Linked DNA regions of Mus musculus: all the other regions are linked to region 2. The links are chromatin loops, found by intact Hi-C in ENCODE. Cell type or tissue: left cerebral cortex. All regions are shown on one strand.

The links. Hi-C counts contacts between places; a loop is a spot of excess contacts. Peaks named below come from ENCODE experiments on the same cell type or tissue, not always from the same donor. Only the 100,000 strongest peaks of a DNase experiment are listed, where the experiment ranks them.
Region 1: it touches region 2 in a loop (2.2-fold over the local background); 4 of 42 quality-filtered maps call a loop at or near these places.
Region 3: it touches region 2 in a loop (2.2-fold over the local background); 4 of 42 quality-filtered maps call a loop at or near these places.
Region 4: it touches region 2 in a loop (2.3-fold over the local background); 12 of 42 quality-filtered maps call a loop at or near these places.
Region 5: it touches region 2 in a loop (2.0-fold over the local background); 20 of 42 quality-filtered maps call a loop at or near these places.
Region 6: a loop joins it to region 2, with 3 times the contacts of the local background. A loop is called at or near these places in 2 of 42 quality-filtered maps.
Region 7: a loop joins it to region 2, with 9 times the contacts of the local background. A loop is called at or near these places in 20 of 42 quality-filtered maps.

Annotation. Positions count from the first base shown.
Region 1 is chr17:80,720,963-80,724,962 of GRCm38, reverse strand. All of the region lies in intron 1 of Map4k3 (mitogen-activated protein kinase kinase kinase kinase 3), which reads left to right. Among named protein-coding and RNA genes, the nearest start is that of Map4k3, 5.1 kb to the left of the region's middle. In left cerebral cortex, a CTCF peak has its summit at 1,645; DNase peaks (open chromatin) are centred at 351, 628, 2,636 and 3,135.
Region 2 is chr17:80,619,437-80,623,436 of GRCm38, reverse strand. All of the region lies in intron 16 of Map4k3 (mitogen-activated protein kinase kinase kinase kinase 3), which reads left to right. Among named protein-coding and RNA genes, the nearest start is that of Cdkl4, 44 kb to the right of the region's middle. In left cerebral cortex, a CTCF peak has its summit at 2,310 (motif pointing left); DNase peaks (open chromatin) are centred at 2,243 and 3,689; H3K27ac peaks cover 415 bases.
Region 3 is chr17:80,708,142-80,712,141 of GRCm38, reverse strand. All of the region lies in intron 1 of Map4k3 (mitogen-activated protein kinase kinase kinase kinase 3), which reads left to right. Among named protein-coding and RNA genes, the nearest start is that of Map4k3, 18 kb to the left of the region's middle. In left cerebral cortex, no CTCF peak of the experiment used is centred here; DNase peaks (open chromatin) are centred at 1,722 and 2,053; H3K4me3 peaks cover 581 bases; H3K27ac peaks cover 2,863 bases.
Region 4 is chr17:81,013,970-81,017,969 of GRCm38, reverse strand. No RefSeq gene overlaps it. Among named protein-coding and RNA genes, the nearest start is that of Thumpd2, 49 kb to the left of the region's middle. In left cerebral cortex, CTCF peaks have their summits at 602 and 1,978 (motif pointing right); DNase peaks (open chromatin) are centred at 563 and 1,975.
Region 5 is chr17:80,798,765-80,802,764 of GRCm38, reverse strand. No RefSeq gene overlaps it. Among named protein-coding and RNA genes, the nearest start is that of Gm33596, 8.7 kb to the left of the region's middle. In left cerebral cortex, no CTCF peak of the experiment used is centred here; DNase peaks (open chromatin) are centred at 614, 970 and 1,827; H3K4me3 peaks cover 379 bases; H3K27ac peaks cover 3,070 bases.
Region 6 is chr17:80,919,744-80,923,743 of GRCm38, reverse strand. It overlaps C230072F16Rik (RIKEN cDNA C230072F16 gene), which reads right to left. Exons shown (of 6, transcript NR_131127.1): 2 at 395-577; 3 at 143-278. Among named protein-coding and RNA genes, the nearest start is that of Tmem178, 23 kb to the left of the region's middle. In left cerebral cortex, a CTCF peak has its summit at 1,659; DNase peaks (open chromatin) are centred at 884, 1,161, 1,839 and 2,224; H3K27ac peaks cover 856 bases.
Region 7 is chr17:80,980,327-80,984,326 of GRCm38, reverse strand. All of the region lies in intron 1 of Tmem178 (transmembrane protein 178), which reads right to left. Among named protein-coding and RNA genes, the nearest start is that of Tmem178, 38 kb to the right of the region's middle. In left cerebral cortex, CTCF peaks have their summits at 1,706 (motif pointing right) and 3,072 (motif pointing right); DNase peaks (open chromatin) are centred at 1,751 and 2,419; H3K27ac peaks cover 2,113 bases.

The DNA of each region.
Region 1 (4,000 bases), 100 kb before region 2:
TGCAGTTGAAGAAGCAGGCATAGGGAGGTTTAAATAACTTTCTAAAGTTGGTAGATGTCAGAGGTAAAAGCTGACTAGTTTGTAGGCTAGGATCTCCGTCAGTGGGAGGCATCGTCTCTATAAACATGGGCTGGGACAGATTGTCCTGCTGAATTTCCCAGGGAGGAAACTGAGGCACGCTTGCCTTGGGCTTTTGGACTGTCCCATTTCTGAGTTTGGAGTGGCTCTTTTGGCCGCTCCTTACTTGATTGTGTAGCCTGCCAGTGCACATCAGAGAAAAGAAGCTTGATTCTGGCGTGCCAGACTCATCACCAGAGACCCTGGTGATGTCTCTGTCCCAGAGAGTCACTGTGTGGTGTCTGCATCATACCTCCTGCCTGCTTCGTCGCCCAGAGCTGAACCTTCCTTCCTTTTTACAGCCAAGTCACGCTGTGAAGACACACCTTTTCCACATTTGTTTGCTGTTAGATGTTTCTGACACACATGCTCCTGATGAGCTGGAGAAAAGTGATTCTTGTTTCTAAAAGCCAGTGTATGAGCGTTGCTCCTTAAGCTGTCAGTGAGTAGGCGCTAAAAATGGAACGGGTCTATTAAGTAAGTAAGTTAGTCCTAATTATAGTAATTCTTGGAAGGTTGGTGTTTCAAGGGATTTTTATTTTGAAAACTCTCCACCCACTACAGTGACACAGTTACTGTATTTGTAGCTTGGTTATAGAGCGCTGATCTGGGATGTTGAGGATCTGGGATCCAGCAGCTATGCGGCTTGTAAAACATACTTAGCATCACAGGACTACCTTGTCTGGGACTGTTCTTGCCCTCATAGGTCCTTTCAGTTGGTGCTAAGTGAACGACTTGAGTTTTGCCCCCCAAATAAATTTTTTCCCTTTCTTTTCTTTTTCATTTACTCCTCCCTTCCTTGCTGCCAGGGTGATCCATTTCATCGACACTGTCGGAGAGTACTTGAATATACACTTTTAAAAAGAGAAATTCCACACAACTGTGCACAGTCTTTATCAGCCATTGAGCATTTGTACAAGGGTTACCTGGGTACTGTGAGACAGATACATGAAGCTATGATTGGGCCCCGAGAGGATCGTGAAGTACTCTGAAATTAAGAAACTTTATGTTGTATGTGTTTGTTCTTTATTTTGCATGTGGAATGGCTCAGCAAGCATGCCTAGTCATGGGCCCCATTTGACTCAGGAGAGTATGAATGCAGCCCAAACTCAAAATCATAAATTTACCTAATAGGTGAGGGGGCGGGGGGGGGGGAGATAGAGAGATTTTTAGTTCAATTCCATGGTTCTTAAGTGTGAACCTTTTAGATGAATATGCTGCATCACATGTTAAAAGGTAACATGGATGTGATGTAAGCATTCTTCATGTTCTCGGTGAGAATGTAGTGAGCATAGATTTGTCATTGGAAGACTATTGGAGAAATTGGGAAGTTTTATATAGCTCATCCTGTCCACATATAATATCTTCATGTGTTGTACTGTGCTTTCATACACAGGACACTTTTCCAGTTTAGTTTAAATTACTCCTACCCCTAAAGTCTTTGCTTTTCCAGGTTTATTTCAGAAAACCCATTATGTAGTCTTGTTGCTGTCCCCAGCTCTAGCTAAACCCTGGCTTCTCTTGAGTTCTGTCCCTTTTCCTTGCACTGATCTTGTTGCCCACTAGGCGGGCCTCCGTGTGGTGTGCTATGGCCTGAGTCCACGGAGCCATCTCAGGTTCTAGATGAGATTCTCAGGCATTGATCACAGCTCATACACAGGGGATCTCTAAGCATTGGTGGACGCTTCAGGGAAGGCTGCACCGTGGGTTTATTAAAGACACGAGAGAGTTCAGAGGGTGAAAAGAGCTTTCTCTAAAGCTTCACAGTCTGCAGTTGATGCCAAGTAATGGTGGAAGGAGAAACCTGTCTCCATAGAGTTGCCCTTTGACCCCCCCAAACATGCCTTATAAAAGCAACAACAACAACAATAATAGTAAAGGTTTAGAAGTCCCGTGTTAAGCCTGCTAAACTCTGTGACCCAGCAAACTTCAAGCTTAGCTTGGTTATGGTGCTTCACTTCTCCTTGAACTAGTGTCACTTTGGAAATGTTGACAATATATTATTTTTAATCTACGTATGTTTGAAAATCATTATCTCAGAAGTAAAGGCTACAGTGTAGTTAAGCTCCAAAGCCCCACTTATGTGGCCGTCTATATAATAAGATTTGAAATAGATGGGGAATTGGGCAGGAGAAAACATTGAGACATAGGGTAATAGAGTCAGAAAATCAATGTGTAGTATTTAGAGAAATGTGTGTTAGCTTCCTTGTAACTGCGTCTTTATAGGTATCCAGATGTCAACAAAGACTGGTTTTCCCGATATAGTTAGCATTCACCAAAATAAAACTTTGTAAAGCTCTCGGGGTTTTGCTGGTAGTTTGTTTGTTCATTTGTTGTTCTGGAGGCAGGTACTCTCGTAGCCATAGCTGCCTCCGGTGTACTAGGACTGCAGGCTCTGCTACCACATCTGCTGGAACTGTTGTTAATTCTCACTTCTGATGGAGAATGAAGACTCGAAGCACTCGAGAACAGCTGGGCCATAGCTGGCTGGATTCCTGCTCACATCTACTTCCGTGGACAGCAAAGCCTACCGCAATAGTTCTCATCGTGTGGGTTGTGACCTCCTTTGTGGGGGATGTCTAATGACCCTCTTCTGGGGTCACCTAAGACCATCAGAAAACACGGATAATTACATTGCAATTCATAGCAGTTTGCCTTCAGTCTTTGTCTCATGTAGTCCCTGTAAATCCACATCACACACATGGTTTGTATTGAGATGAGTAATTGGTAAATTGTCTTGTGAGAAAGGATTGAACAGCCACCGTACACTGGACAGCTCTGATAGAAAGCTGACATGGTAGGGACAGCGAGCGAGTGGTAAAAACGGCAGGGTTTGGCACATAGTATTTATAGGAAAGTAAAGTGTATGTCCACTTTTAGTTATTAGAGTTTGAGACCAAAACCTTACTGGTTTCCTCATTCAACATTCCCTAGATGCCTCAGACTCTCCACAGCTGAGCTGTCTGTGTCACCATGGCAACCTAAAGAGCAGGTTCTAGAGCCAGGCTCCCTGTGTAATCACCCACTGACCCCCGCCTCCTCTGTGTGCCGGTGATGCCTGCGAAGGTGTTAGGACTGTCATGGCCAATTGCTGCTCGTGTGACTACATCTTTTTTCTGCTACCCTCACACTCATCTTTGTTTCTTCTGTACTTCCTGTCTCTACTTAGAGTCTCTGCCTCCTTTCCTGGCGTCTAGATGGATTGTCTTTCCATTTCCAGCATGTCTCAGGGCACGTGGTTAGTATAATAGAAAAATGTACTTGCAAGTTCTAATATCACTTTTAATAAGTCTGTCTGTGACCCTCCACCCACTGTCTGTCCTTCTGGGAAATATCTAGATTTGGTAGAACTGGAATACTTGGTGGGAGGAGCTTCATTAGGAATACAGTAAGTTAGAATTAAACAATTTGCCACCAAAAGTGAATGCATATGTATAGCGAGAAAAGATCTTCCACGAAAGCATTATCAGCTAACTTAGAGGAAGGCCCCTTTCTCCTGGGTTTAAGCAATGCTCATGTAAAATGTTCCTGATAGCAAGCTGGCACTGTGCACACCGACCACTCTGTGTGCCCCAGCAGCTCTCTGCAGCCAGAGAAGCCGTGCAAGCACCAGGCTCTCTTTTGGTTACATTTGTAGAGAATTCAGCTCTCCTCATTTTTTCTGAGCTTCTCATTATTGCATGTGTCACTACCTGTCATGTCTTACCAGAGTGTAAATCCAGAGCGATTTTGCTTGATTCAGTGCTGTATCTTGAGGGCCTAGAAGAGTGACTGATAGTAGATTCTCGAGGAGTATCTGGAATGAAGAAGATGGCAACGCAGGAGAATGGCAGCTATGTGGGTAGAGGACAGACCATAGTTTCCGACGGGCAGAGCTCACAGC
Region 2 (4,000 bases):
ATTTTCATTCTATAAGCCAATCTGTAAGGGAGTATTTGAATTACCAAAGTATTCTGGGGATATATATATATATATATACACACAAAATTAGAACTCAAAATTTCAATCTATTGATTACACTAGAGAGCTGAGACATCTATTGCCATACTTCAAATTAAGAAACAATGATTACTGACAGACACCTTAGTTTAATGTAAACCATGTCTTTCTCTTCTATAATCTGAACACTTCATTTTTTTTAACCTAACTACACTTTCTAGTATAAAGGGCTTTTAATGAAAAGCTAAAGAAGTATGCTAATTTTGTTTAAGTTTGTTAGATATAAAAGATTAGGAATTTGTCATTATTTATTAGCCTACCTTTCTTCTTTAATCTTTTGCATTGTTTGTTTATTCGTGTATATATTTTGAGGTAAGGTCTCATTATGTAGCCCTGACTGGCCTCAGACTTACAGAGCTCCTCCTGCCTCTGCCTCTGCCTCTGCCTCTGCCTCTGCCTCTGCCTCTGCCTCTGCCTCTCGAATGCTGAAGTTAAAAGATATGCACCATCCACTAGACTCTGTCTTTCTTAACCTGGAAGATAAGTCTAAAACCCCCTGGTGGAAGATGTAGTTTTACCTGAGCAATAGATAATTGTCACTAATTAATTATTCTGATTTTGGTAGACAACAAAGAATAAATTATGTGTCACTGTGTCATAGTGATGTTAAAAATTGAGTGATGTTTTTCTAATGATACCGTTGGCTTTTAAGGACTCCGTTGCAACCAAATTTTCATGTACCTGAAGACGCTGAATATTTTGACTATATGTCGCTCACCCTTTCATTTAAAATTAATGTGCTTGAAAAGTAATATAGTCACAAATGCTTTTCTATATTTCCCAGCTCCAGTTGTCTGATTTTTTCCTAATGTTAGACCTTTTCTTAGTATGTATAGCTACTTTAGCCAGGTAAATGTTAATAATTTGCCCACCCTTCATTTTTTGATGAATTGGATCCCTGCTTAAGGAACTGTATTCTATATAACGAGTCATTGGCAAGGTAGGTTGGCCAAAGTCTTAGCTCTGGCTGTTTCCTGTGTCGTTGTGCACATACATGTGATATGTGCACATACATGTGATATGAGCACATACATGTGATATGTGCACATACATGTGATATGAGCACAGATGCAGCACTTCTCTTACTGTATAATAAGTCTCCTTTATTCTTCAGCGAGGCAGCACTGGACTAAAACTCAGGATTTCCTGCTTTCTCTATAGGTGAAGGTTGGCAGATTCCATTAATGGGTTTCTGCCTAGTTCGTATCCCACAGGAACCTTTGGATTAGATTTGTTGCATGGCCTTTGCTTTCCATAACAAAACCCAACTAACACCTTTTCTTTTGAATTCTGGTATCTCTGGGACTGGTTCTTCTGACCTTCTGTTATTTTTTTAACCAAAGCAGTTATTTTTAAAAGGAAGCTAAACTGCGTCTGGTTTTCTCTGTAGTGTAGAGCATAGTTGTAAGGATAACTAACTGTCCCTGGATAGGAGTAAAGCATGAGTCAGTCAGACCACGGCTCCCATGGCAGCCAACTGCAGAGGCAGAAATGAGTAGCCACTGTGAACTATCTAGTACCCATGGGGCTTAGTGGGCACTTACTGTTTTTACGTGTAAGTAGCTACTTAGTAATTGTCAATTATGCTAGGAAGTAGATAAACTGTTGTTTAATTTTAGAGAAATACCGAGCTTCTTGCTTTTACATACAGTCAGGGAAGTGCATACACAAGTTGTTTTGAGTCAGCCTGGCCGCTGTGTGAGCCTAGTAGCTTGCCGCATGGCTCCCTTTGCTAATTTAGATGTGCTGCGTGCTTGACGGTGGCTTCAGACTTTCCCACCTCAGTTTCCCTCCTTGTCACTGAAATCTGTGTTCATACATTGTGCCAATTTAGAAATTTTCATGAGATTTTTTCCATCATTTCAATATAGTCATTCAGTTCTATTACCAAAAACCCCTTCCCAGCCAAGTGCAAGTGGGTGTGAGAAGGTGGCTCTGTTCTTGTGTAGCCTGGAGCCACTTGTTCTCCAGCGCTCTCTGCTGTGGGAGTGCAATGGCTCACTCAGCAGACTGAGCTGCATCTCATCTTCTCAGTTGTCAAGCCACAAAAGTCGGCCACGTGTCCTCTATGCAACTTTACAGGCTCTATAACTTGTTAGCAAAATACCTTCATTCATAGAAAGACATGAGAAAGCAATGCCGATGCAGGGCTTCCTGTAGGACTCTCACTGCAGAAGCAGAGTGTGGGAGATGGGGTGTGGCTCCCCCTGCTGTGCACAGAGCCACAGTGCATCCCCAGTACCACACCCACACAAAACCCAAAAATGTGCTGTTACCCCAGCACTCAGAGAGTGGAGGCAGGTGGATCACAATCCAAGGCCATCTTCAGCTACACAGCAAGTCTGAGGCCAGCTTGGGCCAGAGAAAATATCACACACACACACACACACACACACACACACACAAAGCCAAATGCCATGTGGATCCCGTTGGTTCTGGTAACAGGAAGTAAAACTATATGTAAACTCTCTTCCTAATTAGTTTCAAATATTAATGCCTAAAAAAAGCTGTCACATGCTTAGGAAATGTAGTTTTTACTTGTTTGTTTATGAAAGGCTTGTTCACTATATAGCCCAGGCTAATGACATGATCAGAGGCTAATGACATGATCAGAGGCGTTTGCTGCCACTGCTGGCTTATCTTCTGAGAGGATACAAAAGCCCACCATCCCCCAGAGACTGTGTTAACTTGGGAAAGCCACACACTTCTCAAATCTTGGGCCCCTTTGTACCATCACCATGCTAAGGCCTTCTTGTTGCTGGTATAGTATTTTAGGATGGAAAAGTAAACAAAAGGGTTTCCAAATATATTTATTTATTTATTTATTTATTTATAAATAGTGATACATCTTCATCTTTAATAAAGTACATGTTTTATACAGTTTTTTAAAAAGTCTTGCCCTAGCCGAGCACTGGTGGTGCATACCTTTAATCCCAGCACTCGGGAGGCAGAGGCAGGTAGATTTCTGAGTTCAAGGCCAGCCTGGTCAGTGAGTTCCAGGACAGCCAGGGCTACACAGAGAAACCCTGTCTCGAAAAACAAAACAAAACAACAAAAAAAGTATTGCTCTAAGGGACCAGCTCAAATGTCTCCTCTCTCTGACACAGTACCCATGTCTGTGTCACTCCAGTTACACCCGTGCAGTCTAGCAAACTGCTGGGGCAATAACAGGCAGTATTCTTATGGAAAGAGCTACTTTTTCCTCTGAGAAAATAATAATAGTAAGGAGGTGGCATTGTTTTCTTTTTTCATATTTTCTTTACTTTCTGCAAGATGGCTGGATTTTCATGTCTGCTACTTCATTTAATCTGTTATGTCATATAGCATATAGTTTCTAGAAAACCATGGGAGAAATGAGAGTAGAAAAAGTTATGTATTCTGCAAACAGTAGGGCCTAGCAGGCCCTCCCGTAGGCGACAGGCTTCTCCCACTGTAATTTGGGCGAGCGCTTCCCGGAGGTGTCCTTAAGAATGCAGGGGAGCAGTGCTTGGTGTGCCCAGGCCTCTCAAGTGCTTTCCACAGCCACCTGTCACTGCGGGCACTTCCCCTACTGCTGCAATTCCCACTTGCATACCAGGAACTAAAGTGTGCCTGCTCACATTGAAATACCAAGGCGTGTGGTGACAGCAGGACTCGGCAGCCAGCCGGCTTTGTCTTCCTTTGCCATGCCGCTGCAGCCATAAGCTCCTGTGGCTTACGGCCCTGGGAGAGCATCACAGTCAACACGACATTCAAATATGACACGTCAGTTGTTCTTTCTTGCTCTGGTACTTGGAATTGATTAATTGTTTTTTGTGTCATTTACCATTTCCGATTCATAACTTGTCATTTGAAAACTCATCAGGCTGGCCTGCTCAATAAACTTGATAGCTAAGCATTCTACTCACTGTCTACAGTAGAC
Region 3 (4,000 bases), 89 kb before region 2:
TTGATGGTGAGAGGAGGAGGTGACACCTTCTGTAGTTGATTGCCAAGGAGTTTGGCCCTGCTGTTTCCTTCCAGTTCCAAGTTATTTTGTCTCTCTGTTGGTCCCTAAGGTTTTTGTTCAACAATTGGTTGACCCCAGCTAGATCCCAAGGAGGCCAGGTAAAAGCAGTTATAGGACTTACTCATTTAATCACAGCATTTAGGTAATAGGGAACATTTTTTGAATAAATATTACATTATGTGACTCTCAGTAAACATAAACAATTCTTACAGTCCATGACCATATAAGAAAGACTCTTTAGGGGAGAGAGGTGGAAGTTGTTTTTTAAAGTATGGTTTAGAGTTAGTGGGTAAGTAGAAGAACGTTGTATTAGAGGTAAGTCTTGCAGGGGAGGGCCTTATGAACTGTGAGCAAGAAGGGCTTGCGCTGGTTGGTACTGGTCAGAGCGTTTTGCGGGGAGTGGATGTGAAGGGCTTGTTTGAGTATTGGTCAAACTAAAAGAAATTATTTGTTTTAGAGAATGGTGACATAAACTGAATATTAATAAGGAAAGTCATAGCAAATACATGCACTGAAAACTGTGTGTCGGGTGTGGCTTCATAGGTGTTCTTGCTCTAATGTGCCCCTTAAAGCTAGGGAAGGTGAAGTCGTCGGTGACTAGAGGTCAGGTAGGCGTAAGGTCTCAGTGAGAGCAGAGGTTGAGCTCCGAGTGAACTTCAGGTCCTCTTTGCTGCAGATCTTAGGTTTTCTTGTGTTGAGCTAGACCAGAATACAGCTTGCCATATAGTTTGCAGAGTGTAAATTAGACATGATAAAGAAAAGGACCATTGAAGATGTTCCAACAGAATTGAAGGGAGAGAGCTACTGATAGGCAGGGCCTGTTTATTTCTTAGCTCCTTGGGAGAATGGGTATAGGTGGTGGCCTCTAGTCTTTCAGATAAATTCCATGTTTCCTGGAATGTGGCACAGCAGGTCAAGCGTTAGATCAATGACAGAGCATTGTTGTCTGATTGAGGCCCTAAGGACCTGGATGGAGAGAGAAACTAAATGAAGCAAGATGTGGAGTTAGACCTCCATAGATTGAGGTATGTCTCTGGTAGAAAGCTGCCCTCTTGGGCCATTTCTCAGGAAGTGCTGTGTGGAGTTGGAAGAGTGGTGAGATGACAGCAGAAAAGACACAGCAAGGGAGGGAAGACACATCTTTGGCCTAAGTTGTCAAGCCGTGGGTCTTTCCTAACCTTTTTATTTTGAGCGTCCAAAGGAATTTATGACTCATGGATTAAGGTGCCCGTTGCAGTTTTATGTTTGTACCCTGTGCTGTGGGTACACCTGTTTGTGGAAGTTGTAGTGCTGGGTTTGCTATTGCAGGTCACTGTTTCCTGATGAAACAGGGAAGAGAGCGCTGCATATCCAAGGGAAGTGAGTGAGTACAGATAGTGTATCCATCTCAGTGCCTGAGGACTGGGTGCATGTTGTAGAAGGCTGCCCCTTGAGCATAGCAGCCAGGAAGCTCTGGCTCCTTAGGAAGAAGCTGGGACTGCTTGGGAGTAACCATGGAGCTTGGGCCTGTCGACTTCCCCTCATGAAAAGAGCCGGGCGGGCGTACCTGAGGCCTCAGCTACCCCACACTGCACGCCTCCTGCAGCAGCCGTGTGTGTCTCTGCCTGAATTGCTCAGAGCATAGAGTCAGACAGAGCCAGAGTCCGTAGAGGGGAGCTGAGGAGGAGGCTCCATCTGCTCGGCTCCTGCAGTCCATGCTGCGCTGAGGCTTTGCTGACCACCCACACTGCTGTAAATGAGTTAGCCCAGGAAACTCGCTGGCTTGCAGAGCTGGGCTGGGCTTGGTGCTCCTTTAGGTCTCCTGTCTGTCTCCTCTCTCCCTTACTCCTGAGAGGCAGTTAAAGTGTGGGCAGCGCAGACCCCAGTATTACGATGCTCTCTCCCCTCTCTGCTCCTTGGGGTGTTGGTTTGTTTGCTCGTTTTTTGTCCCTCACCCCCATCCCAGTCCTCTGGTCCTCCCACTGCTGAGAACCGAGCAAGAGCGGAAGGCCTGCGGCAGAGCTGTGCTGGCTTTCCAGGCTGGCAGCGCTGTCATTTCTCTTCCCCAGCGCTCTGCCGATTCTGAGGACTGCGGCTCTGGTTAGTGCTGGCACGGAGCCCGCATGCCAGGAATCCGGGAATCATGGAACATGCTTTGATTTTGGATGCAAAGATTTTTTTTTCTTCTTCTTCCAGTAAAACTGTGGCTACAGGAGGTTTGACAATCTCTTTTCTTCTCCCAAAACCCAAAATTGGATGTTTCTGTAAATTGCTGGGCAGGGCTGCTATTTTTGCTTTTTGTTTTATTGTTTGTGTTGAGTTTCTTAAACACTTTCTGTCATATTATGAGGCAATACTTGAATCAAACTTAGGAAATATTTCCATAACAATTTACATTGTTTTTATGAAAAGTGATATAAAAGACCCTTTAGGCAATGTTTTTTTATGAATAAAGTTTTGCCACTTTTGGCAGGCTTTGGGGCAGTATCAGGGAAGTAACGTTTCACTTCCTGGAGTAAAGATGTATAATTTTTGCAACATTCTCTGCAAAAACTATGCATTTCAGGCACTGTACTTGACCCCAAGGTCTAGCTAGGCCCCTGGTCTACTGTACCCTGAGCCTCAGAACTCAGGGAAGACTTCGGTGTTTATCTGGCTAAGATTTAAAACATTAAAATTTTAAATAGTTTAATTAGGATTAAGACAAGAGATTTTTTTTAAAATCTCTTTTGAATTGTACAGATTGAGTCGCACATAAGAGATGCTCACTTTATCCCGTGCTCCCTCTCCGGATTCTTCTTTTGTCAAGTTCCCATAATACATTCCTTACAACCAAGTCCTCACGCTGCTCCACTGCTCCTCACTGTTGCCCTGCCCGTGCCTCTCTGCCGTGCTAGGGTCCCATCTCCGGTACCGATACAGTTCACTAGCAGGTTTGGTTACATGGACTGCTCTGGCCTGTAACAGTTTTGCAGACTTTTTCTTTGTGTTTTAATGACCTTGAAGGTGGCAGGTTAGATGGAAGTCATGGAGCTAGGGTGCCCGCCCGCCTGCGTGGTCAGCAGGGGCTTGTCACTCACAGTGTTTACATTTGTCACCTGGCACCCAGTGTTTGCCCAGCCTGTGCATAGCTCTTCATAGCTGTGATTCCAAGGGCGTGCCTTTCACACCCCTTGGAAGAAAGTCTCATACTGGGGATGGGCAGTTAGGCTTCAGCCACCACTTTTAAGCCAGGTGTAACTATGTATAGCTGTGCCTTTGCCCTGTTAACTGTATTTGTTGTTGATGCTGGGGCTGTGCCTCAGATGTCACCTATGCTAAATACATATTCTTGCTGTGCTATTTAGTCCCCAGTTTGCTTATTCAATTTCTTTATGAGTGTGGATTGATGGCTACAGTGCACAGCTACATACTTCATTGGAATTTAACTGCATCTGTTTGTTCTGTGTCTTTTTATACATCCACACCATATTGTTTTTAACACATTCTGGCATTTTATTTTTTAATATTTTTGGGCATGACAACATACTTAGGCTCATCTGTAAATGCTTTGCTGTGGCCTAGAATCAGGCGTTTCTCAATAAGCCATGGTTCTTCTTACTGGTATCAGACAACCAAGGTATAGAGTGCTTGCCTTCCTTTCATGACGCCCAGGTCTCACTCTCCTGCGTTACCCCTCCACAAAACAAGCAAAACAAAAAACCTTGAAAATTGTGCTCTGGGTCTGTTCCTTGCTGTTGGACTGCCTTGCTTCTAGGTGCTCTCTCTCAGCTGGTGTGTGTGTGTGTGTGTGTGTGTGTGTGTGTGTGTGAAGTGTCTGAGCCATGTAAATACAGGTACCTGTAAACTTTTTGGTTTTTTGAGACAAGGTCTTGCTATGTACACAAGACTGGCTTTGAAATTACAGAGCTCTGCCTGCCTCTGCCTCCTGAGTGCTGGATTCAAAGGTGTGCTCTACCAT
Region 4 (4,000 bases), 390 kb before region 2:
ACTATGTAACCATCTTACCTGCAATGCATGTCTGGAACTGGGAGTGATTTGTCCTACCAAGCGGCACCTCATTTCTCAGTGCAGAGCTCCATGGGACTGCAGGGAAAGGAACTCTGCATTGTGTCCTGGCTAGATGCCTCCCACCACACCGCCACTACTGGACACCCTCTCTCTCATAGTCTCCCAAGGAATTAGCTACAGGAAGCTTGAAAACATCAGCAAGTGAAATCTGGCTTAAAGGTAACTCTGCAGGCTTTTCTGGTACCTGCAGGGGCATTTGAACCCCACTCCTAGTGAGGGGATGTGGGAAAGTCTTCCTAGGGATCCAAACTTGGAGCTGTGCACTATGCACTACTACCAAGGCATACTTTGCTCAAAGTCGAGATGTTCTGAAAGGCATGTTCTTGCCGTGTCACGGTGGAGACTACCTATATAGAAGATATGGAGAGAAGAGGAATATGTGTGAGTCTCTCACAGTGCCATGGCAGGAGAACATCAGTACCCCCACTGGAATGACCTCAGAGGCCCCACTCCTACTTGATACAGAGGGCTCTGTATCAAGTAGGAGCTCATCTTCCCTGTGCCCTCTAGATGTCAGTCTGTTCCTTTCCCCGGCCTCCTTGGTTCTTGCTCAGGACCTCAAATGGGCAGGGATGGAAGCAATTCATTAGAGCAACAATGACTTCTCACCAGACTGAAGTGGCTACTGCCAGTTCCAATTAAATTTTAGTAGTAGTAGCCATCTGTGAGACTTGTAACACAGTAAGGGGAAAAGGGGGTTCCATGAGAGACCCTTGGGCAATACTTTGCTGGAAAAAAACCATTTCTTCTGTTTATAGAGCCTCCATCAATCAACACACTCTGTGTGCACAGAGAACTACCTTATTCACAGTTGTGTATTTCCATACATTATGGGGCTTCTCACCAAGAAGCTCGGGGCTGCGGGGGAGGGTGACAAAATGACAGACACCCCATAGGACTCCTTGTTTGTATCCTGTCACCTGAAGCAGACATTATTTCTGCCAGTCCTTTCAAAAGCTCTACCAGCAGAGACCATTCCAGGGAGGCTGAGCGTCCGTCGGGGAACGCTGGCTTTATTGTCTTTTGCTTTTCCTCTTTAAGCCCTTCCTACCGTGCTTCCTCATCTTCTGGCGGAGGGGTGGGCGCTCGCATCCAAGCTTCTCCTGGTTTTCTTTTAGCTCAGCACTAGCCCCTATCTTATATACATGTCGTGTACGATAACGTTCTATCAATAAAGGAAGATGCCGTATCTTGAATAAAAGACTTTCAGATCCACCGGAGGTGCCTTTTCTTTCCTCAAAAAGGCCATTCATCAGCTGACGCTATAGCTCCAACGTTGGCAGAGGGCTGGCCCAGAGTGATGAATACCAGGCACGTGGTAAAGGGACAGGGGGTCCACTTCTACTATACTGAAACTTTTGGTGGGGGGAGGGGCAAAGTTCAAGACAGGGTTTCTCTGTGTAGCCCTGGCTGTCCTAAAACTTAATATGTAGACGAGGCTAGCCTTGAACTCACAGAGATCTGCCTGCCTTAGATTGCTGGGATCAAAGGCGTGTGAAATCCCCACCAGGCTACTACATTGAAACCTAAAAAGTCACTTGGAATGACATCGTCTAGCAAAAGGAAGCATGTAATTGCTACAAAGATAAATATAGAAGCAGAAGGAAGGTTTCATTGTGACACTTCATGCAAACATATCCTTGTACTTTGTCACATGCATTCCTCCCTCCCCATCTCTAATCTTCCCTCCCCTCCTTCACCCATCTCCACAGGAAGCAACACACACACACACACACACACACACACACATACACACACACACCACACCTTCCCTTGTGCTTTCAAGGCTTGGTCTGTTAAAAGTCATGTTGTTGTTCCCTCTAGAGAGCAATGTAGTCAAGCATGAGGATACCAGCCTGTGGCATGCTGCGTGTTCTATGAATCAATGACCAATAGATGGCGCTGCTTCTCCCATAGTCAGGATAAGGAGTCCAGAGCTGAAAGTGAGAAGACTCCACCATAGCACTCCTAACTACCCTACTGAAACATCTGTATCTCACCACTGGAGTGTCTGGTTGTCCTGGCTTTGTGGTCTGAAGACCTCTTATTCCAGGACTGTCACCCATCTCATGAAGAGTCAGGACATATTCCACAGAATCTCTTGATCTCATCCTCTCATAAAAAGATCCATTATATCACAGCAAATAACCGTCAGCATCCTCCCCACCCGGGCCACCGCAGCCTGGGGCCTGCTTTATCCGACAACTGTGATAAAGGAGCCTTTCCTATGGGAAAACACACAAGCTTCTCTGTGCCAGATATCTGAATTTAGTCTTCTGTACCTTTCCAGAAATTGTCTGGGAACCCAGTTTCTCTGTGTCTATGTATCTAGATCTACTGACCCTGGGGTCACATGATACATTACAGCCTCTTCCTAGGTAGGGATAAAAAGCAGAAAGTAAGCATCGGTTTTGTGGGAATCTGAGTTTAAATGAAGACAGCCCCTCTTTCTGGAGAAAGTGATTCCCTCCCTCAAGTTCCCAGATACTAATAATTCACTGCGAGCAGCCAGAGTCATTCGCAGAACAACCCTGTCCTTTACGTAACTGTTCTGAAAGAGGATTTCCTGCCAGGAGACACAACAATGAAGCTACTGGATAAGGAGATATCGATTGTTTTGGATTCATCATTCCTACGGATAAAGAAACACAAAGGACGTTAGCTGTGTGGGCTGGAATGCTTTTCAGTGCTCAGGGACAGGTATGTCTGTCTAGCATGCAAGTGTCAGCCTCCATTCCCACACGGCAAGATCAGAGCTGAGCCTAAGACTGCCTTGTGGGTGATTTATTTGGGGGTGGAAGCCCAGAAGGAGTGAATGGGGAAAGAGGGAAAGTTAATCCAGGATACACTGTCGAGCAGAAGCAACTGTGATGAGTTCTTCCACCCAACGGACAAGAGAAGAGGGTGCCTACCCACCAGCTCATACCGACCACTAGTCCGATAGCACATCCTTTCACTCCTTCCGCTGTTTTTAAGATTTAAACGTCACAGTCTAATCCACTATCCACAGGATGTAATATAGAGGGAAAATTGAAACTGCGCAGAAATAATGTTCTTGAAATGTGAGTGTCCATGACCCTTGTCATAGAACAGAGGGTGGGATGGGTTCTTGTGTGGAGGAAAAATAACTATGTTACATTATGTGGGAACAGTGGGTACTTGGAAAAATCTTAAGGATAAAGTAAGAATGGACGTCAATTCCAAAGAACACACTGAATTAGCAAATCATCATATTTTCAGGTTACCAGGGCATTTTCCAGCACTGGGGGGTACTTGCCACCCCCAAAGGCAGAATGCCAGTCTTTTCAACCTCTATTCTATAGAAGAAACTTACCAATACAGATGTGGATGTTTGTAGCCAACCATTAGACTGAGCACGGAGTCCCCAATGGGAGAATTAGGGGAAGGACTGAAGGAGCTGAAGGGGTTTGCAACCCATAGGAAGAACAATAATATCAACCAACCAGACCCCCCCCCCCCAGAGCTCCCAGGGACTAAACCAACAACCAAAGAATACTCATGGCTCCAGCTTCATATGTAGCAGAGGATGGCCTTATCTGGCAACAATGGGAGGAGAGGCCCTTGGTCCTGTGAAGGCTTGATGCCCCAGCGTAGAGGAATGCTAATGTGAGGCAGAAGGAGGCAATGGGTGGGGGATCACCCTCATAGAGGCAGGGAGGACGGAAGGATGGGATAGAGGGTTTGAAGAGGGGAAACCTGGAAGGGGAATAACATTTGAAATGTAAATAAATAAAATAACCAATAAAAAATTTAGAAAGAAAAAAAAGAGAAAATGCACACAGTTCTGAAGTTTTCTGAATCCCCCCACCCCCCAACTGATGGTGTAGGTGTAATAGTTTCTAAAGTTTTTTTCCCCCTTCACCAGCACATGGTTCAGGGTTATGCCCACATACACAAG
Region 5 (4,000 bases), 180 kb before region 2:
GGGCCCATATTCCCTTTCCAAGAATAAATCCCGGCTTATCAAAACATTTTAAAAACCTCTTTCATAATACACAACACAATTTGAGAGAGTGGCGCAGAGTGGCTTTGCACTCCAGGACAGGTGCCGAGCGCCAGAAGAGCGGCGCCTACTTGGGTCCCATTCTCACCAGACCCCCGTTGACTCTCTCCCTTCTTTCTCTCAGTAGCTTATCTATAAGCCAGATGTCAACAAACACGCCAGACTCTTTATCCTTCAATCTGTTTGGCATTTCAGAAACGCTGAGAGTTAAGCACATTTTCTCAGAAAACCTACTTTCTGATTGCCTGGGGACAGAAGGGTGAGGGGGCCCTTAGCCTCAGTGGGATACCTGTTAGAAGCAGATATCCCACAAGCCACCTCACGGTGTTTAGACTTCAACTGGTTCCTAGCTTTTTTCAGGAAGACAGATGTACAGAGTCCCATAAAAATTAAAAAGCCTGGGAAAAGCACAAGCCCCGAGTCAGAACGGAGCTATTGAATAATGGTCTCTTCTGGAAGTCCGAGTGGGCGCTTTTTCTCGCCCTGCTCCTGGGGATGAAAGTGAAGTCTAACCATCTTTGCAAGAGTGACTAATTCCCCATCCGAGGGCCTCCAGCTTTTTGCAGAGCTAATTACAGGAATGGTAAATGAAGGTTCTCTGGAGGTGAGAGCTGACAGAAGAGGGAAGATGGGAAAAGTAAAAAATCAAACCCCTAAGCGTTAGTGGATTGCCAAACAAGGGGGGGGGGGCTTTCTGAGGCTGAGGTAGAGGCCAACCCACCCCCAGGCTTCCTTCAGACACTTTTTTTTCCTTCCTCCCTGACTCATCGGGTTTCTTCAGGAACGCCTGGTGAGAAAGGGATTATGAAGCAGGCGAGGGAGCCAGCCTTTTTTGGCAGCAGAGACACACTTTGGTTTCAGATGCTGAAGATCTTCGAGAACAGACTCCGTGTGCTGGCGTTCTAGGCTGGAGTCCAGCAACAGTTCGACCGCAGATGAAGTGCTTCAGATGGTTGGCGTTGTCAGCCAGAGCCTCGAGGACTTTCCTGGGGCTACACCTCTCCAGAAGTTTGAAGATGTGGGGACAGGTTTGCCTTTCAGAAACGTGCGAATGTCACCAGCTGGGAGTGGCAGATGCCAAGAGCCGATCTGAAAACAGATCTCCATCTGGCAATGGGCTAGGCTTCCTGGGACACAGATTAGAATGCTTTGTAACCAAAGGGCGGAAGCACGAGTTTAGATTTGCACACATTGTTCCGGTCTTTGGGTCATTTCCTGCCTTTAGAATTCATTTCCTTTCCAGGTCCAACAAAAGTTTGATGAAGGGCGAGAAAGAAATTTCAGGAGAGGGTTTGCCACTGCTTTAGTTCAAGCGGGGGGTGGGGGCGTGGGGGTGGGGGTGGGGGGTGGGGGGGCAGTTCTGCCTCTATGCCCAAGGTCGGCGCCTTCTGTGCTCCTCCTGTCGGCTCACCCTGAGCCAGGATGGAGGAAGGCTCAAGGAAGGGAACAGAAAATAGAGAAGGGGGTCATCGGCAGGCGAGTCCGATGAATCCACTTGTTTCTAGAAAACAGGACAGGGATATGGGGGAGGAGGGAAACCCACGCGGTTTTAGGCAGGAGTGCTCTTCACCCACGCTCCCTTCAAGGACATAGCACCCCCACCCCCGAAACACACCGAAAGGTAGAGGTTTAAAGCAACTGCCACAGCCTGGTTCCTGACCTTCCTGAGTCACCCACATGCCAGCCAGGTACACTGGACGGTGAGGTTCGCTACACAATGACTTGCTTTGTTCTATTTCGCTCGTTTTTGTTTCACGTTTTGTTCCAACAAGGATTTCAGGCAGCAATAATAGCTTTTCTGGCCACACTCTTTTTAGGGTTGTTTTGAGCACTTTGAAACTGACACGAATCCTTACTGGAAAATGTTTCTGCAGATCCCAGCATGCCCTGAACACACTGTAGTTCTGCTGTGCACAGCACACCTTCACCCCACCACCACCACACCCACTTATATAACACACTGCAGCGTGGACCTTCTGGCCTTGGGGACTACAGGGACCCGACAAACTCAAGGCAGATCTGATGAGCTGTTCATTTCTCCAAAAAGTTTTGGCTCTGGACCAGTGGCTCTTGACCTTCCTAATACTGAAACCCTTTAATACAGTGAGTCATGTGGCCATGGGGGTCACCACCCACAGGTTGAGAACCACTGCTGTCAATCGTGAGCAATACAAAATCTAAGCCATGTAGTTCTAGCCAGGATGTACTTACGTGTTCTAACCCTAAGTCTCTCTAGGCTGTCAGCCCATACATCACATGCTATTATTTTGCTACATTCATCCATTTGAACACAGCAACTTACAGAGAGAGGATAGTACAATTTGGTGACCAGACTTTATCATGATATTGCAGAGCCCCACAAACAAAATCTGTTACTTCCCCATAATTTAAGGTCTGTGCTCAAGGCCACCATTGCCACCACCAGGAGAGGCTGGCTGTGAGGGGTGTCTGCCTTGGGCCATTGGTGCCATTCAAAAATCAACACAGCTGACTTTCTGAATAGCTCATTAGTTGTTCAGAGAGATGGCCTCCTATGACCTTCGTTGTTATCGTCCCTGTGGACATTTAGTAAGTTATGGGAGAAGGTAATGACTAGGAGAAAATTGTTCTGTATCAGGGTCAGGAGCACCTGTCTGGCTTGGGATGTGACAAGGGGCGTGTACTAATGGACCTGAAGGACATTAAGCTTGCTCAGAGAAAAACAACACAGCACAACCCCATTCATGGGTGAATTCTAAAAGTGTGCTCTCTAAAATCAAGAGCAGAATGCGGGTTACTAGAGACGGGAGGAAGTCAGAGAGGGAGGGATAGGGAAGGGCTGGTCAAAGGATAGTGGGTGTCAGCCAGACGGGAAAAACAAGATCAGAGTTTCTAGTCAAGGATACTTATGGATGGTATGGATGGTAGACTGTGTAGTCCCCCCAAAAGCTAGAGAGAGTGACTTTACATGCTTGTGGAAGAAGACATGGTGAATGAACATGCCTGCCCTGATTTGGACATCACATAACAAATACATACAGTGAGAGGTCACATGGTATCCAGAAGTATGTACACGTTTTACGTTCAATTAAAATTAATTCACAAATTTATTTCTTAAAAAGTCTGCCTGACTCCCCGCTTCCCACTAAGAGAGATCTTGCAGACATAGGCATTTGGGTTTTCTGTGACTGGGGCATTGGTAAACAAGTGCTTTTAAACTTTAGGGTGTCTAATGGGGACCCCAGCAGGTGACACCAGTACTAAGATTAGCCTGTGCATCGGAGAACTTTACCCGTAATTCATAGGCTCATGTCACATCTGCACGGATGGAGCGGTGGTATGGCTGAGGCCAGGCCTCGGCACTTTGTGTGACCTTGAGACAAATCATTTTCCAATACTGAAGACCTAAAAACTAAAGATTTTCAGAAGCCTGGCGTTGGCCAGGGCTCCAAATCATGGTCCCTACCTACAAAGTAGTAGAAACAACCCACAGCATCAGAAGGACCAGGACTTGAAAGCACAGAAGCCCCAGGTCTAGGACCTTTGGCCTTGAAGTCCACAGTCATGGGATTTAAGAACTAGAGAACTGAAAATGTGGGGGGGGGGTTTCCCCTCAGCTGTTTCCAAGCAGGAAAAGTAAAAAAAAAGAAAGGGGTAAGGGGAGGGAGTCCTGGGTTCTCTAGGCAGGCAGACTGAGCAAGCCAAAGGAACAAGCCAGGCAGCAGCACTCCTTAATCTCTGCATCAGATCCTGCCTCCAGGTTCCTGCCTCCAGGTTCCTGCCCTGTTGGAGTTCCTGTCCTGACTTCCATCAGATGAAGTCTAACCTCAGCTTGCTTTGGTCATGGTGCTCCATCACAGCCATGGCAACCCTAACTAAGACAATGCCCAAGTATGACCCGTTGTGCGATGCTCCTGACCCACGGCTACTCCAGCCACGGACT
Region 6 (4,000 bases), 300 kb before region 2:
CACACACACACACGCATACACACAAGAGAGAAAGAGAGACAGAGACAGACAGACAGACAGACAGAGACCAAGACAGAGAGGACACAGAGAGACTATACACACAAACACTGGGATGTTGCTAAGTTTTTAGAAAGAAAGAAACCTTGTTATTTGTGACCTCTTGATACTTCAGAAAAATCCATTCCTGGCAAGAGCTGGCCACTGAAGGTAGAAGACGCCATGAAACGAAAAACAGACAGATGGTTTCAGGATGGCACGAAGAAAAATGTAGTGAGGGTCTGTGGACAAAAAAAAAAAGTGTCTTAAGAGGCAGCAATATAGGTGGATCTCCATAGTCCAGCAAAAGAAAAGGGTTCATTGCTAAGCTGGAGAAAGAGGGAACCACTGAATGTACCTGAACTTCCCCAAAACTACAAACATGTCCAACATCAGTCTGGGTCTCACGGTTGGCACATGGCACTCAGCTGATGATCTACATCTCTTCAAACGAATTCCAGGGTCCAAACCAGTGCACGAGGATTATAACTAAAGCCTCCATGTGGGTGATGCTGGGCACATTATGTTGATAAGCCAGACTCTGCAAAATAAATATGACTTGATATCATCTCTGTGTGGAATCCAAGGTACAACCCTATGGTGGCTTGAATGAGAAGATCCTCCAGTCTCAAATGTTTAAACGCTTGGTCCTCAGTTGACATTGCTGTTTGGGGGAGGTACAGAATGTATAGCCTGTGGGAGGAGGTACATCACTGGAGGCTGGCTTTGAGGGTTTAAAACATCATGCAGCTTCCAGCTTGCCCTCCCTGTGTCATGCTGAGACTCTCAGCTTTCTGTCTCCGCTACCATGCCCGCCACTGTGGCTACGCTTCTCTTAGGCATGGTGAGTGACTACACTTGACAATATTGTGTCATAGCCCTGAGATTTTCTTAAATGTTCTTACTACAGGTAGAGTAGGAAATGCAAATTCTACGAGGTGACGGATATGTTAATAGTTAGACCGCGGTGATCACTTTGTAATGTACATACATACCCAAACGTCAGGATGTACACCTTAAATGTCTTAAATATGCACAGTTCCAATTTGTCATACTTCAGACAAGCTGAAAAAAAAAATCAGAATCTGTTCAGATCCTGAAGTGCGACTGAAATAAATATTCTTTGTGTGGTTTGGTTTTAGCTGGCATCATCTGAGTCACGATACATGGAAAGCTCTGAGATGGCTTGTAATGTTAGCTACGTTATCATTTGCATTAGATGATTTCAAGCCATAATGTAACCTGGATTATATCCAGTGGCAAAAGACTGCCTAGCATGCACCAATCCTTGGGTTCAGTCTGTAGAACTGAAAGAGAAAGGGGAGGAGAGGGGAAGAGAAGATAGTAATGACTTGTGAGTATGTCCTTGAACTCTGGAACCTCACTGTATATTATTATTATTATTATTATTATTATTATTATTATTATTATTATTATTATTATTTTGCTCCTATGATTTTTTTTATAACAAGGTTGGGGTGAGGGTAAGCAATGCTGTTAAACACTGTGTTCAATAAACACTTGCTGACTTTAATTAGAGATGATCTCCTATGTTCCACGATAGAAAACATCAAACATTTTAATTTAAAAATCCCACTCAGAATCCTTCAGACTTGTCGCTCACAAGAAGCAGGAGGCGCAGTGGGACCACAGCTGAAGGAAATAGCTGCTTGGCAGTCCTCCTCCCCTCCCCTCCCCTCCCCCCCTTCTGTTGAAGGCACTGCCAGCGCCAAACAGAGCAATGCCATGTGTCCTGGGAGCACCAAGCAACATCAATTCTATTAAACTGAAAATGGAACAGACCACAAAGTCCAGCAGGCGAGAGGCTTGCTGAGGTCTTGGCAGCAAAAGACAGGCACAAACAGGCAAGAGGAGCCAGAGGACAAGCCAGGCCAGCTGCAAACCTGAAGGTCTTGGTGCCAGCCACTGCTCGTTAAAGGATCACAGAACCTGCAGGATTCATTCCCCAACCTGCCCTGCATTGTTCTGCATGCTCCACTCTGTTCCACTTGCACTCTGAGCTCCCTGCTCTTTCTTTTGAGCCGGCTTCAATCTGGCACCCTGACTACACTTTCTTCTTAACAACAACCTACCACTTCACATTTGGGTCTGGCGTTTCTTCTTTACTTGGGATTGCTTAAGTGGCTTCTCTTATAACAATGAGTGTCAAGGTTCCTTTAGCCTGCCTTGGGAGCCTACTCCTGTGACTGTTTCCATTGGAAAGCCCAGGCATTCAGCCAGGCACTCTCCCTTGGTCCTTAGACATAGGAAAGTCTTTGGAAAATCCTCAAAAGACGTAGTGGATTCAAGCATAGCCCAGTTTGTGAATACACAGAACTTCAGCTCAAAGGGAGCAGAGGACTCATGGACACAGTACCTTTGTGGTCTCAGGCATCGGGCAGTTGGTATCAGTGAGCAGGCGCTGCAAGCCTGTCAACCAGGAAGTAGTCAGGAACCATACCAGGCCCATGTCACTGGACCCGGATGAGCACTAATTCCAAAGGAGAGGCTGCTATAGTTCCTACCAGGATTGATCTCATAACTGTGATAGGCAAGGAGTTAGAACCATTGGGAATCTAGCTTTCATGTAAGAGATACAGGGTGCAGACAAAAGCAAGGTGGGCAGAGACATGGTAATGAGGATACTTCCATGGAGGGCTGTGGCCTTTGACATTATTTTGATGAAAAAAAGGTTGTTCTTTCCACTCTCATAATGTTTTAGAGAACTTTAGGGAAAGAAAAAAAGTTGGCATAATTAGCAATTTTAGACTTTTATAACTAAGCAGAAAATAGTTTTGATAGCATCCACATATCTCGTCACATACCAAGATCGTTTATTTCCAGTAGGAATGCACCTGGTTAAAAGATAAGGAATAACCCCCTACTTTTGGAAAATCCAAATCGGACAACACACCACCCGATAGAGGTAGAGCAGTGCGTTAAAGGAAACGCCCAGGTCAGTGAGGCCTGCTGGGTACTGCATCACACTCGAGCCTGTTCACCAGGATCAAAAGGTCTCCTCCCTAAAGCGTGTCAGTAATTTAATCTCCCCCGCCATGTAATCTGGTTTGCAATTGTAAACCAATGCAAAATCATGACAGCAAATACTTAAATATATGCTTCGAACCTGGGCGATTGCCCAGAAGTAAAATGCATCCAAAGATCCAATATCCTGACATTTAATAAAAGTTTGAATTATATTTGCAGCCTGCTATGATTTAATTTTCCTGAGTTCAATATTTAATAAAACTATAAAAATCTATTACATGTATCTTGTGCTATTGCGCAAGGATAGCTAACCTGTCTCGTTCTAGTGCCATGCTGCAACAGATTAAATCTGAATCTCACCATTAGCTAGTTGGGTTACAAATCATTCAATCTGTCCGTCCTTCGGTTTTCTCCCCAGTTAGATAGGGATTAAAAGAGAATCTCTTTAAGGCGACTGTTGTGAAGATTCAATGATTGGACATAAAGACTGTGAACCACTGCTGAACATGCTGTGAGAACTCAGTCCATTTTAGTTAGGCTTAATCTCTTTTCATGTGTAACCGGTACCCTCTGGTTCTTGTTTTGTTTGCTCACTGGTGTCAAATGGCTACATACAAACTCTGTTAAGAGAAGAGAAGAATTTTGTCAATTTGTGAATTCAACAAGGGCACCCTGAGGTCAAATGAGCCGTATTAGCAGAGAGATCTGTCTTGAATCAAACATGAGTCCTATGAAGGTTGAAGTTAGGGCAAACTTAAACTTCACAGGCTCCTAAGCTCCAAAGCTGATAACATGTTCACAAAACACCAGAAATCTATTTCTGATAAGCTGATAAGTTACACTTCTCTTGTGTCTATTTCGGCCATTTCTACCCCAAGCCCTATAAAACACTAGAAACATCCCAAGATGCTGTGGACCCTCAGAAGCTAGAAGGCAGGCTGTAATGCCAGCTCACCGTGTTAGTGAGTGAAATGCT
Region 7 (4,000 bases), 360 kb before region 2:
ATGACCAGATGAGACACATGTCGGGAATACAAATGGGTTCACTAGACAAAGTTCAGTTTATGCAGAATACCATGTATGGACCAGAAGACAGAGATGACCTGATCATCCCAATTACACATAAAAATTATCTAACAAAACCTCCGTGAGGGATGGGGAAACGGCTCAGCAGGCCAAGGGCTTGCCCCATCAGCATGATGGCTGGAGTTCAGATCCTCAACACCTACATAAATACTGGCTGGGCGTGGCAGCCCATCCTAGTCCCAGGAGAAGCCCAGAGAGAGAGAAGGTCCCCAGAGCAAGCTGACTAGCTGATCTGTTGGAACAGGCACGTTCAAGTATGGTGCTCTGCCTCAGTATCTCAGATGCAGAGTAATTTATGTGGATGGCCAACATCAAGCCCTGGTTTCTACCCGCATCCACATATACTTGTTCCTCCACAAGGGGAGATAGAGATATACCAATACACCACACACATACACATATAAAAGTAATCCAATTGACATTCACCAACGACCCCAGGAATAATTATTCCACTAAACAAAAAATGTCTGAAGTTCAGAGGTTGAGGAATTAGCCTAGGCCACAGTACAACGACATAAGCAAGTCTTAATGTGTGTGTGGTTAGACAAACTGAATTCTTTAACTTTTAGAAACTGGTGCTAATTCTACAGATTTCTACAGTTATTGCTATTCTAAAGTAAAACGGTCAATTCGATATGAAAAATCGATTTTTTTTCCAATTCAGTACCAACGTGAGCACTTTTGGAAACAAAGCTGCTTCCTGGCAGAGGGCTGTGTCTGTCTCCATTTTCCACACCTGTCGATACATTTCATTTGGGGATTAGACCAGCTACATGGCTGACTCCATGGCTTCCCCACCTGCATCTCTTAGAAGCTGCCTCATGCTGGTGAAGAGGTACGGAATTGGGAAAACAAAACAAAAACCAGCTTTCTCAGACTCAGAGATGGTTTGCCTAGAACGACTTCTGCACTTAAGACACTGTGTGCTCCCTTAAACTACTCTAAACATCCCTGGGACTGATTCTCTCCTCTGTGCCTTCATAGTACCACGCAGTCCCCCAGGAGGCAGGGCTACAGGAAGAGGGCAATCGCCTGGCCGGTGCTCTGCTGGAGTGAGACCCGAGGCTAGCAGCGCAGACATCACCAGACACACTTCATATCCCTTGGATCTTAGTCTAATTGCCAAGGACGCTGATCGAGCATCAGAAGGTGGAAAGAGAGGGAGCAGATCTGACGAGCAGCACTCAAAAGTCTCAAAGATCAGAGGTCTGGTGGGGAAGCTCTGATATCCTAAGCTCGGTATACAAGAAAATGTCCTATGTTCCCAGTGCTCCACTCCTGGGGAAAAAATGATCAGAGAGACTCCGGACTTTGGAGAAAGAGTGTGTGAAGGACGGATCCGAGGCCAGCCACAAGACTTCCGATCTCCTTCTCTTTAATACGTGTTCTACCGCCACAGCACAAAGTGAGACAGATTTGAAGAGGAAAGTGTAATTATCAGGGTTTGGCTTCCCACATCCCAAGCATTAAGCCAATAAAAACGACACAGAAAAAGACCTGCTGGTGCTGGGTGGCTCACCAAAGCTATTGACTCAGAAAGAAAGACATGGACGGACAGTCTACATGGGTGAGCATGAATTCCCTGTGGTGATGGTAAGGAGTGATACCGGCAAAATCCACTAGGAGGCGTTAGACCCCAGTGCTCTCAAAGCCACACAAGCAAACTCTGAAATCAACCTTGCTTTCTGGGCTCAGAAAGGACGAATCTGGCGCTCTGCAAAGGAGCACAGAAAGCATGAGCTCATAGCACCAGATGGCATCGCACAATGAGGGGAAAAAGCATGCAGGGGGCTGAAAAGAACAAGCCGTGGTCTATATTTGGTGAATAATTAGCTTCTTACAGGGCCAAGTAAAGCCACTTTAAGGATGCTAAAAAACCATAGAATAAGATATATAAATAAATACATCCTACTGGATGAGGAATGGAGCCTTTGGTCTGGTGAATCGTTGCTGTTTCTACTGCTGACAATAGTGAACTAGCCCCACAGCTAGTGAGTCGCGGGGACACACGGGGAGGTTAAATAAGGGAGAGACATAGCAAGTATGAGATACTACAAAACTCACAGTAATTCAACACTGAGACGTCATTCAGGCTTCGAACCTGGGCAGAGAGACAGGACGTGGGTTTGAATTACAGCTGTGTAAACTTAGCAAATCCTTTAACCTGCGCCTGAGTTCCCTCTCTTATAAAAGCAGAGGTCTGATGGCATAGACTCTGTAGGGTTATTGTGAAGGGCTTAGCCCTTTATAAACCTCAATGCTGGACTGTGAGTCATCTCTTGGCAAATGCTCACATTCATTAGACAGAACCACTGCCCCATACCAGGAGGCTGGACCCTAAATGGCCATCGCAGATTAGCTCATGTGTACAAAGGGATAAACAGAACCATGCAACAGTTGCCCGGGGCAGTGATCCAACCACTGGTCCCTCTTGCCTGTCCACTCCTGTCTTCTGTGCAAGACTCCCAGCACTGGGCTCCTGCAGAGATTGCCAACTAACGTCGATATCACTCTTCTCTCAGACAGCAGGCCACATGTGTGCCACCGCTGGTCTAATCTGCTTTGTGATCACGTACGGTGTCTGGGGCCTCAGTAATCCCTGAGAGGTCTGGAGAGATGGGCTCAGAGATAGGTTCGGTGGCTAAAAACACGGGCTGCTTTTACAGAGAACCTGGGTTTGATTCCAAGCACCCATGTGGTGACACATAGTCATGTATAAAACCACTTCCAAACGATCTAGTAGCCTCTTTTGGTCTCTGAGAGCACCAGGCACACACATGGAATACAGAGAAACATATAGGCAAGACACATACACATAAAATCCTTCCTTTAAAAAATAAGTTAAATGTAATTTGAAGTCATCTTCCTGTATTTTGCAGTATCATGTTATATTGCTTTTTACTTTTTTTAAGATTTGTGTGCTTTTATTTATGTGTATGATTGTGTTGCCTACACAAATGTATGTGCACTATGTGTCTACTGCCCAGGAAGGCCAGAAGGGGGAACCAGATATCCTGGAACTTCAGTTACTGGTGTGGTGAGCCATGGCCTGGGTTCTGGGTTCTGGATTCTCTGGAAGAGCAGTATGGGGCCATCTCTCCTGCCCCCACTATATTTTTTACAACTCTCATTTTGAGAGAGGATCTCTTTACATAGGCCTGGTTGGCCTGGAGCTTGCTGTTAGACCAGGCTGGCCTCTGCCTTCCAAGTGCTAGGATTACAGTTATGTGCCACTATTCCCAGCTTACGTGGGATTTAAATTAGTGGCTGTGAGAGTTTTACTTGCCATAATAGATGCATTTATTTAAAAATAAAGTGCTTGGCACATATAAGCATTATGTACTTATTTATTACATAGCTTTAGTGTTCGGCCAATATGCCAACTTTCCAATTTTGACAACTGAGAGAGAGAGAGAGAGAGAGAGAGAGAGAGAGAGAGAGAGAGAGAGAGATCTCATACTCCCTCAGTGCATGATATTAGGGTTTCTGTGTATCATATCACACCGTGAGAACGTGTGAATGGCTTCCCATTGACTGGAATCTCTGTAGCCCTACCTTACTGACCCTGAGAATAATTCCCAGAGGCCACTTCTGTCCTTAAAAGTATTCCATGGCAGTGCTGTGCCTGTTTCCATGACCCTCCTATTCCTACGGTGCTTGCCTTCAATTCTTCCCAAACTCAGTTCTGTCTTCTTGAGCTCATGCCTTGGTTGCCGAGTTCTGACTTTGGTCTTTTCTGGTGGGTCAGAGAGTCACCCTCTCCGCTCATGACTCAACTCCCTTATAAGCAGACGCTATGGCTTCTTTGTCAGAGCGCGGCATCTCTCAGATAAGTCTGGAAAGGGTAAAATAACAGCAAGGCCTCCGACACTTGAGAGCCTCTCGATGGCAGGTCACGACAGTATGCACTCTTCCTAAA